Regions from separate parts of the Homo sapiens genome. Here region 2 is linked to region 1. The links are chromatin contacts, found by Hi-C or POLR2A ChIA-PET in ENCODE. All regions are on one chromosome and are shown on one strand. The core of a region is the stretch at or near the end of the contact, and the rest is flanking DNA. Distances in the headings are between cores, read along the strand shown. Region 1 overlaps GIGYF2 (GRB10 interacting GYF protein 2). Region 2 overlaps INPP5D (inositol polyphosphate-5-phosphatase D).

Region 1 (4,288 bases), core at 821-3,320:
TGAAATTTGTTTTGACTCCGGGAGGATTTCTTCTAGTTTTCTTTAACTAGTTTTCTCAGATAAGGTAGCAGCCTCCTACAGTTTAGCCTGTATCTCCTATGAATCTACCAGTCTCCTCCTAATTGCCTTTTATCCCAACTTCTACTGTTTCTGAAAACACCATTAGGCTTGAACTCATCCACTGTCTGTTGCAAATAAAGTCAGTTCCTTTGGGAAGAAACCTGGAGCTTTCTGTTTTCTACCTGTTTCCTACACCACTACCCTCAGACAAAAATCTCTCAGTCAGCTCTGGAAGTGGGCACAGTGGTCTGCTTTCCTCTAACATTTGCTGAAGGGTGGGCAGAATAGTAGCCTCAGGTATTCTTGGCTTGCCTCTCCTGATGGCTTGGCCCGGCCAGCTGCATTGGTGATCACGACCCTAGTGTTGGTGTTGCTGTGGTCAAGTTTCCATCCTATGAGTGGGGCTGGGCACAAGAAGAGAGCCTCCACATCTGTTGCACTTGTTTGGAACTTAGCATTTGTCACAGGTGACTGCCATCAGGGTGAGACACACCGATGTGCTTTTCCCAGGAAGAAAGCCTGCTGACTGATGGCTGAGGGGAGAAGGGAAGCCGTGTCTTGACTGTACCAGTCTAGAGTGGAGTTTCTGTCTCATTAAGCTGGGAGGAGAGAAGGAGAGTAGGTCTTGGTTTAAGTATCACCAACTCTTGCTGTTCTTACTGAGTTTTAGCAAATATTCTTGAATAAACTTTTTTTCATTTGCTGTATGCCCTTAGGAGTATTTCCAGAGACTTTATTTATTTTTTTGAGACAGGGTCTGGCTCTGTCGCCCAGGCTGGAGTGCAGTGACACGATCTCAGCTCACTGCAACCTCCGCCTCCTGAGTTCAAGCGATCCTCCTGGCCTCAGCCTCCTAAGTAGCTGGATTAAAGGTGTGCGTCACCACACCCAGCTACTTTTTTTTTTTATTTTTAGTAGAAATGGGATTTTGCCATGTTGGCCAGGCTGATGTCAAACTCCTGACCTCAAGTGATCCGCCTGCCTCGGCCTCCCAAAGTGCTGGGATTACAGGTGTGGGGCCCTGCTGCCAGCCAGAGAGTTTAAATGATTATTTTAAAAATGATCTTCACCAGTTTTGCCAGGGAGCAGGTCCACGCAGCTCCTCATGCTGTCATTCCGACAGTGAAACAGTTATTTCTTAAAGCAAAACCAGTGTTGAAATGTAAGGTAGCAATGTCAGCGCAGAACAAGAAGAGTATAGTTTTAAAAATCAATGAAGGACATTAGGCATTCGGGGGTCCCTATTTGCTTTTGATTTGTCAAAAGTTTGTTCTGAGAAGCATGATTGACACACTGCAGTTCTCCTGAGTGGGCATTATAGGGTGGGCTGGTAAGTGTCATGAGGCAATGTTGAAAGAGCTCTGGGATATTATTTCCGATGTACAAAGAAGACTTAAGGAAAATGAAAGCTATCAGCAGACATAAGTCTATATAAGGAAGACTTAACTTTGGTCTGTAGAACAGACCTATGAAATATAGAGTATATATTTTGTGTGTATATATACCTAGAGAAAGAGCGTGTGTATGTATATGTATATGTGTGTATGTGTGTGTGCATGTGTATATATATATATACACGCATATGTATGTGTGTGTATATAGAGAGAAATAGGGAGTCAGGCCAGGGAGGAGAGAGAAAATAAATATATTTTGGCACAGCAATAGGAAGATTCTCAGAGGTGCCCGTGAGGATAGATGGCCATTTCTGGAGGCACTGCCTCTATTCCCAGTGCTGGCTGAGTTCTGCTGAAGCGGGCTTGAAAGATTGTTTCCTGATTACCATGGGGTGACACATCTACTGTGATTTTAGACAACATCAGTGGTTACTGGCTGCATCAGAATGATTAAAATATGCTGATTCTCCTGCCTTCCCTTCTGATCTTCTGATTGATTAGGTGTGGTGGAGCCAGGGCCTCTACATTTTTATAGGTCCCTTCAGGTTATGCTGCCAGTTTGAGATCTACTGCCTTACTTGATCTTGATAGTGCCTTCAAATGAGTCATTTCCTGTGGAGACAAAGTTAATTTTTGCTCAGTTTTGCCTCTCAACACCTCCCTCCCCCAGTCTTTGTTAACTTCCCTCTGCACCCCTCCCCCACCCCAGGGCAGGTGCATTTTGAGAGAAATGCCCTATTGTCTGTCATATTGGCTAAAAAATGTTAAGAGTTGATTATGTTCAGTAGTGTTGAAGACATTCATTTGAAGAGTTGTTTGGCAGTATCAGTGATGGTTTAAACTGTTTATACCTTTTATCCTATCAATATCCACTGTTATAGATTTCTGCTGTAGGTCCATTCTTTTGGGGACTGTTTGGCATTTTATTTGTTTTGATCTATGTTCATGTATTATTTTTATTAAATACATTTTTTAAGTCTGGTTAGGTTTCTTTTTTATTGTGTTCGCTTGTTTGATGCCTCAGTATTAAAAGTGTGTCTTTTTCTGGCCAGGAAGAGCAAGGGGTTCTCTGAGAATAATCAGGCTTTGAGAATATTGAAATATTCAGGACCTAGATATTTATACTCTATTTTAGTCAATAATCTTAAGGGATGGGAAAAATAAAATTATTGATTAAAAGCAGCTTAATGCTCATGACTAGAAGCTACAGCCTGGTTAACAGTGGCTCCCTTTCATAAAGGCTGATCAAGAACTATGCCAGCATCTCTCATGAGATGAGAAATCTCATGGTGCTACCCTCAGAAATCGTGTCCTTAACACTTTCACTGGACAGCAGCATATCATGTCCTTTGTTGCTTTCGTCAATTAAAAAATCCTTAAGCCAATTTAGTGATTCTTTTGTTTACTCCTCTTTATGGTTGTATATTGCTGTTTATGTCAGTACCAGATGTAACAAATTTGTTGTCACCAAGAGGTAGATGAAATGTAAGTGTGTATGTGTATTATAAGTTGTTTTAAAATAAACTTAGGTTTGGAGCAGTGACAAAAACTTAAGCAAAAGAAGCTGAGAGGATAGTAAGTAAAAGCAATGAAGAAGGAAATTTGAATTGAATGTGGTAAATGGAGTTGAGAGAAATGCATTTGTTCTGGGTATACATAATGCATTATTGCTTCTTTGTTTCCTGTCCACATTTCCTCATGAACTTTCTGGCCTTCCCTTTTTTGTTAGCTTCCTTCTTCTTCAACGTGGGGCCAGCAGTCCAATACAACAGCATGTCAGTCCCAGGCCACGCTGTCGTTGGCTGAAATCCAAAAACTAGAGGAAGAACGAGAACGGCAGCTTCGAGAAGAGGTAAAATTTTAAAGTAAAAGGGATCTAGTCAAGCGATGTTCCAGAATATCTAGCATGCATTATGGGTTAGTGGTTACTGAGGACAATTACTGTCAGAATTGTTGTGTGTCTGAATTGGACGTTCATTATTAAACTTCAGCCCATAATTTGGTTACCCTAGCAAATGTGAAGGATCTCATAGGTATAACATGAAGATTGAGTAACATAACTGTTCAGTTTTCTTAAACATTTTACTGTAGTTCTTGAGAAGACCTCATAAATAAAACTACACGGGTTGTTCAAAATTGTGGGTGAGTTGTGTGCAGATAATCTTTTATAAGTCTGATGTCTAGAAAGCAGAATATGTTTTTCTCTAAAGACACTGGGTTCCCTGACTAGTCTAGAAAAATGTGACAGAAATAAAGTACCTCTGCTTTTAAGTGTATATCCTGTAGTTCATCATTAGGGTAGGAAGGATACAAAAGAGTATAAAAGGGAAGGGGAATAACACAGCTTTTGACAGAGAGGAGAAAATGAATAATTTTCATAGTTTGGTTCAGTATGCCATTCGGTGCTCATTCATTCATTCATTCATTCATTCATTCAACACATGTTTACTGAGTACCTACTCACTTAAGGTCTGGGGATATAGCTGAGTCTAAAACAGGCAAGATTTTCTGCATTCATGAAGCTGACCCTCTGATTGAGAAGAGAAAAGTAGAAAATGAAGCGTATGAGAGGTTGATAAGTGTCAGAGAGGTAACAAGGGAAGGTGGGTAGGGAGAGTGTTGGGAGTCAGGGATAATGATGGTGTGGTGGATTGTCCAAATTTAGGTAGTGTGTTCTGAGAAGGCCTCTGAAAAGGTGACATAATATAGCAGAGTCTTGAAGATGCTTTATGTGGATATGATTTGAGGTAGAGCAGTCAATTTGTTAGAGAATGTAAGTTGTCATTTTTGGATCTGGGTCATGTGGTTCACTGAAATTAGGAGGGCTTTGGATA
Region 2 (4,288 bases), core at 488-2,987, 240 kb after region 1:
TGAAGAGGAAACGAAGGTGAAGCAGACTGTCCAGAGATGAAGGGAAAGGAGGGGCTGTGGCTTGGCCGACTGTTGTCTTCAGTCTCTCAAAGGAGAGAGAGGAAGTGGCTCAGGAGGGAGAGAAGGGAGGTGAACTTACAGGAGAACAGACCGTGTTTTCTGAGGGGCTGCGAGACTAGCACAAAACAGTGCCTTTCCATTTGTAGAACTCTGTTCTGTCCGAGGCTGGTGCTCACTGCATCTGATTTCACCAAGCAAAGTCAAAATGTGCAAAACTTGCAGTTCATTTTTTAATATTTTTTATTTTTGAGACAGAGTTTCACTCTTGTCACCCAGGCTGGAGTGCAGTGGCGCCATGTCGGCTCCCTGCAACCTCCACCTCCCAGGTTCAAGTGATTCCCCTGCCTCAGTCTCCCTAGTAGCTGGGATTATAGGTGCCCGCCACCATGCCCGGCTGATTTTTGTATTTTTGGTACAGATGGGGTTTCTCCATGTTGGCCAGGCTGGTCTTAAACTCCTGACAGCGAATGATCTGCCCACCTCGGCCTCCCAAAGTTCTGGGATTATAGGCATGAGCCACCCCGCCAGGCTGCAGTTAAATTTAAAAACAAAAATCAGCTGCACCCGTCCAAGCCCGGGAAGGCCACCCTAAGCACGGTTTACTAAAGCCTTTGTTTCGCCACAAAATGTGACAACTGAGTGTGTGGAAGCCAGGAAAGCTATTGTTATCTGGCTACATGAAGAGCACATGGAGGTGGCAAGAAGGAAGGAGACAAAGTTTCCACATCCCGGGTGTGTGTGTGTGTGTGTGTGTGTGCACGTGACAGAGAGAGAGAGAGAGAGATGCTCAGTTCTCAGGGACTAGAGTAAGAGGCACAGCAGTGCATCCACGTCCCAAGCAGAGTAGCCGGGGTCGACAAAGGTTTGGATATCATGTCATGGAAGAGCAATGACGGCGTTGGAGGAGTTTGTTTGAAAAGAAAGTGGAAGTGGGAGGGGAGAGGCAGGGTACACTCTTCAGTTTCAAAGCTTGAAGGGAATGATTCATTTTGTGCTAACTAGGATGCAGTAGTAGACAGGGAGCTGGACTCAAGGTGTGGGGAGACCACAGGCAAGTCCCTGGAGGCAAAAATCCTCCAGAAGTTGTCAAGAGGGAGAGCGTGGTGAGCAGAACGCCCCTCAGGAAGACAGCTTATGAGGATGGAAGGAATTGCTTCGAGGAGCGATGTGATTGAGAGAGGCCCAAGGGGCATGTGTGATGCAGCCCGGTCCAGGGGCATTTGCTGCGAGGCCTCCTTAGGAGATGCGAGTTTAGGCTCAAGCAGAACCACTCCCTGCGTAGTTAGGCTGGCATTGCTGCCGGCTGCCTCATCCTCCTGCCCCTGAGTCCACTGCAGCCTCTAAGGCACATCTGCTGAAGGCTTTCCACTGGCCTAGGGCGCCCGCAGGTTTGGCCTGGTTCTTAGCAGTCACCAGGAGCAGATGTTGGCACACCTAGTACGAGAAGGTCCTTTCCAGCGCTTGGCAGCTATTTGCCATGGGAATGTCTGTCTCTGACAGGGGCTCTTCACCATGTGTGGGATGTGAGCAGCGGAGGGGAGCCCTGTCTGGGGCAGGCAGTTGGCCTCAATGACCTCTACCATTTTTTTCAAGTCTAGGAGGGCATGAGCTTTTCTGGCAGAGTTGGCATCTGTGATAGGTGGTTTGCTGAGAGGAGTCGGCAAACTCTCTTAAGTTAAAAGTTGGTCGATGCTTTTGATCTTTTTTCCCTTTGTGGTTTCTTCTCTTCCTTCAAAGTGAAGAAAACTTTAAGTATGACTGGAAAAGACATGACTCTGTGGCTTCTAGTAGAGTCGGCACCCGCCGCCTGTAAATGTGTAGACTGCGTCTCCGGTTTGCCCCTCTCTGTCACCATCATACTCTTGCTACTGTGACATCTTGTGACCCTGGGAACTGCTGATGAAATCCGGGGCCTCATCAGGCTACTGGGCAGGGGGTGGTGGTGGTGCAGGGAACAGAAACTCGCCTTGGCTGACTCTGTAAGGGGTAAGGGGTGGGCAGCCTTTGTGGAGATGTGCAGAGCCAGGAAGGAGAAGGCCGCCCTAGGGCCTTGGAACCAGAAGAGCATGGGGTCTGCACGCAGCTTCTCCCATGGATCAGCTCTTCTCTGTGGGGCCGCTCTTCCCAGCCAGCAGCCTCCCTTCTCAGTCCCCAGTCCTAAGAAGGAGTCTGATGGCTCAGCCTCCACGGCTTTCTCCGCATGAGCCACTCAGGGGCTGCCAGTCTGTGTATGAATCGGCTGTCTTGGAGCAGGTACCCCCCTCTGCCTCTCAGAGATGGGGACAGAGTCGTGGGGGCAGCGTGCCTCCTTAAGGTCTCCGCTTAGCCAGGACAGTGGGCGGGCAGCTTTCAGAGAAGATGGGCGGCTCTGCTGGACTTCTCTGCTCCTGACCCCGGCACTAGATCTGTGACCTCCGCAGTAGCTGACATGGTACAGGGAGCTGTGGACCTAGGTGGTCTGAAGAGGTTTTCCTTCAAGGTGAATTAAAGGGGAATTCTCATAGGATTCTCCCAGGTGGACTCACCTTCGAAAATCTACCTCCAAGAGTAAATGACAGCAGACGTCCACTGAGGACCAAGTGCACACTCATGCCCAATTAAGCAGACTCAGAGCCCTTCGGGGAAGCTTTAGCAGTTATTGATCTCTGCCTATTTTAACTCAAGTTCCTCTTTTCATGTTGAGGCAAAACCTCACAGTCTTTTCTGAGCTTAGCCACAGTTTCTAAATAACTCATTCCTGACACCTGAGCCTGTTCAGTGCCACCAGAATACGAGGCTCCCCAAAATAAGAATCTGGCCTGAAATTTTGCCAAGTGAAGCACCGAAAGGCTTTCATTGTTTCTTAGTTTAGTAACTTTAGCTCTTTTCCTGGGGACTTCTGTTCTCTTGTCAACACCAAAGATCTCATCTTTGTTCTTTGCAGACCAACTTCATGGAGTTGGCCCACGTGTCATAGCCCATGACAGCCCTGTATCAATCAGGGAGAGGAGCTGCCTCACCTGGGGGACTCTTTTCTCTCACTCCATCTTTCACAGACTTAAAAAAAATCCGAGATGGGAGGGCAGGATGCAAACTGTAACTTCATCCAACCCCCTCGTTCTAAATATGAGTGTTGCTGAGAACTGCGGAAGTTGGAACTCACAGCCAGGCCTCCCGGCCTCCCCGGCTAAGCTTTCTTCCTTCCAATCCAGAAGGTGTTTCCAAGCCTGTCTGGAGTCCCCTGGGGAAGGATGAGCCCAGGACTCTGCCCAGAGGGACAGGGAGACAGGGCAATGTGGCCTCTCAGAGAGCTTGGCCTCTTGCCCTTCACATGGTTATAGATAATATTTGATCCCAGGTGGCATCTGTCCCTTGTGGTAAATCAGTGAGGTGCCCCTAGAATGAAAGCAGACTCCATTCCCGGCTGGGATCTGGGTTCAAGTCCAATTTGGTCAGCGATGTGGCCTTGGGCAAGGACTGCCAAGAAACTGCTGGAAAGTAGAGATCACACACATACCTCCCAGCACAAGGAAGCTGCTGGGGAGGAGGGTGGAGACAGCAGGGAGCTGGAGGTGCTTTAGAGCATTCTAGGCAGTGCTGGGAGTGGTGGGGAAGGAGGGGTAAATTTTGGAACTCCATCTCCCTCAGCTCTGCTCTTTGGGCTATGGGCTTCATGTCTTCAGGGACCTGAGTACGCTCTGGAACTGTTAAGCAGTTGTTCAACAGCTGCTGTGCCACTCAAACCCTGAGAACCTTCTGGACTCAGCTTGCACTGCTTTTCCTGGTTGGGGGAGGGTTGGGGCAGTGCTCTGAGCCCTGTGTGAGGCCAGACGAAGGCAGAACGGCTCAGCCCCGCAGGCCTGACTGTCCCACACCAAGAGAGTGGGTTTCTTGTAAAGCCAAAACTCCTTTCTTGACTTGGAAAGGGAAGTGACTCTCCCCTAAGAGAAGCGGTGCCTATCTTGAGCTGCTCGCTGCAGACTGAGCTGGGAGGCTGCTGCTGCCTTTGAAATGGCCCCTCTTTGGGAAAGTAAGGAAGAGTCTGAGGTCCTGCAAGCCGCCCTCATGGGCCAGCTCCAGGGTGGCCAGGGAGGCCTGGAGTGGCCTCAGACGTGTCGCATAAATGGCTGTCTCAAACCTAGGGCCACAGTTGAAGCAAAAGAGGCCCTTCGGCTCCACCCTACAACCTTTTGGCCCTTGCGTCCTTTCTAACATCCTTCCCACCGAGAGGAATAAAGCAGAAAATTAG

What was found. A loop is a pair of places that touch in the nucleus more often than their neighbours do. ChIA-PET counts read pairs that join two places held with the same protein, here RNA polymerase II (POLR2A). Pooled maps may share reads with other maps.
Region 2: a pooled map shows a loop between it and region 1 (3-fold over the local background). The contact joins two enhancer-like sites. A Hi-C loop is called at or near these places in 6 of 50 pooled maps. POLR2A ChIA-PET finds 5 or more read pairs at or near these places in 2 of 52 experiments (HCT116 and Panc1).

The regions. Positions count from the first base shown.
Region 1 is chr2:232,836,666-232,840,953 of GRCh38, forward strand. It overlaps GIGYF2 (GRB10 interacting GYF protein 2), which reads left to right. Exons shown (of 29, transcript NM_001103146.3): 23 at 3,184-3,306. Among named protein-coding and RNA genes, the nearest start is that of SNORC, 31 kb to the right of the region's middle. Within about 2 kb of position 2,071, at least 16 of the 41 ENCODE cell types and tissues checked have a DNase peak (open chromatin) inside an H3K27ac peak, as active enhancers do.
Region 2 is chr2:233,079,639-233,083,926 of GRCh38, forward strand. The region is part of intron 2 of INPP5D (inositol polyphosphate-5-phosphatase D); the gene reads left to right. Among named protein-coding and RNA genes, the nearest start is that of INPP5D, 21 kb to the left of the region's middle. RefSeq lists enhancers at 2,066-2,155, 2,666-2,815. Within about 2 kb of position 1,738, at least 12 of the 41 ENCODE cell types and tissues checked have a DNase peak (open chromatin) inside an H3K27ac peak, as active enhancers do.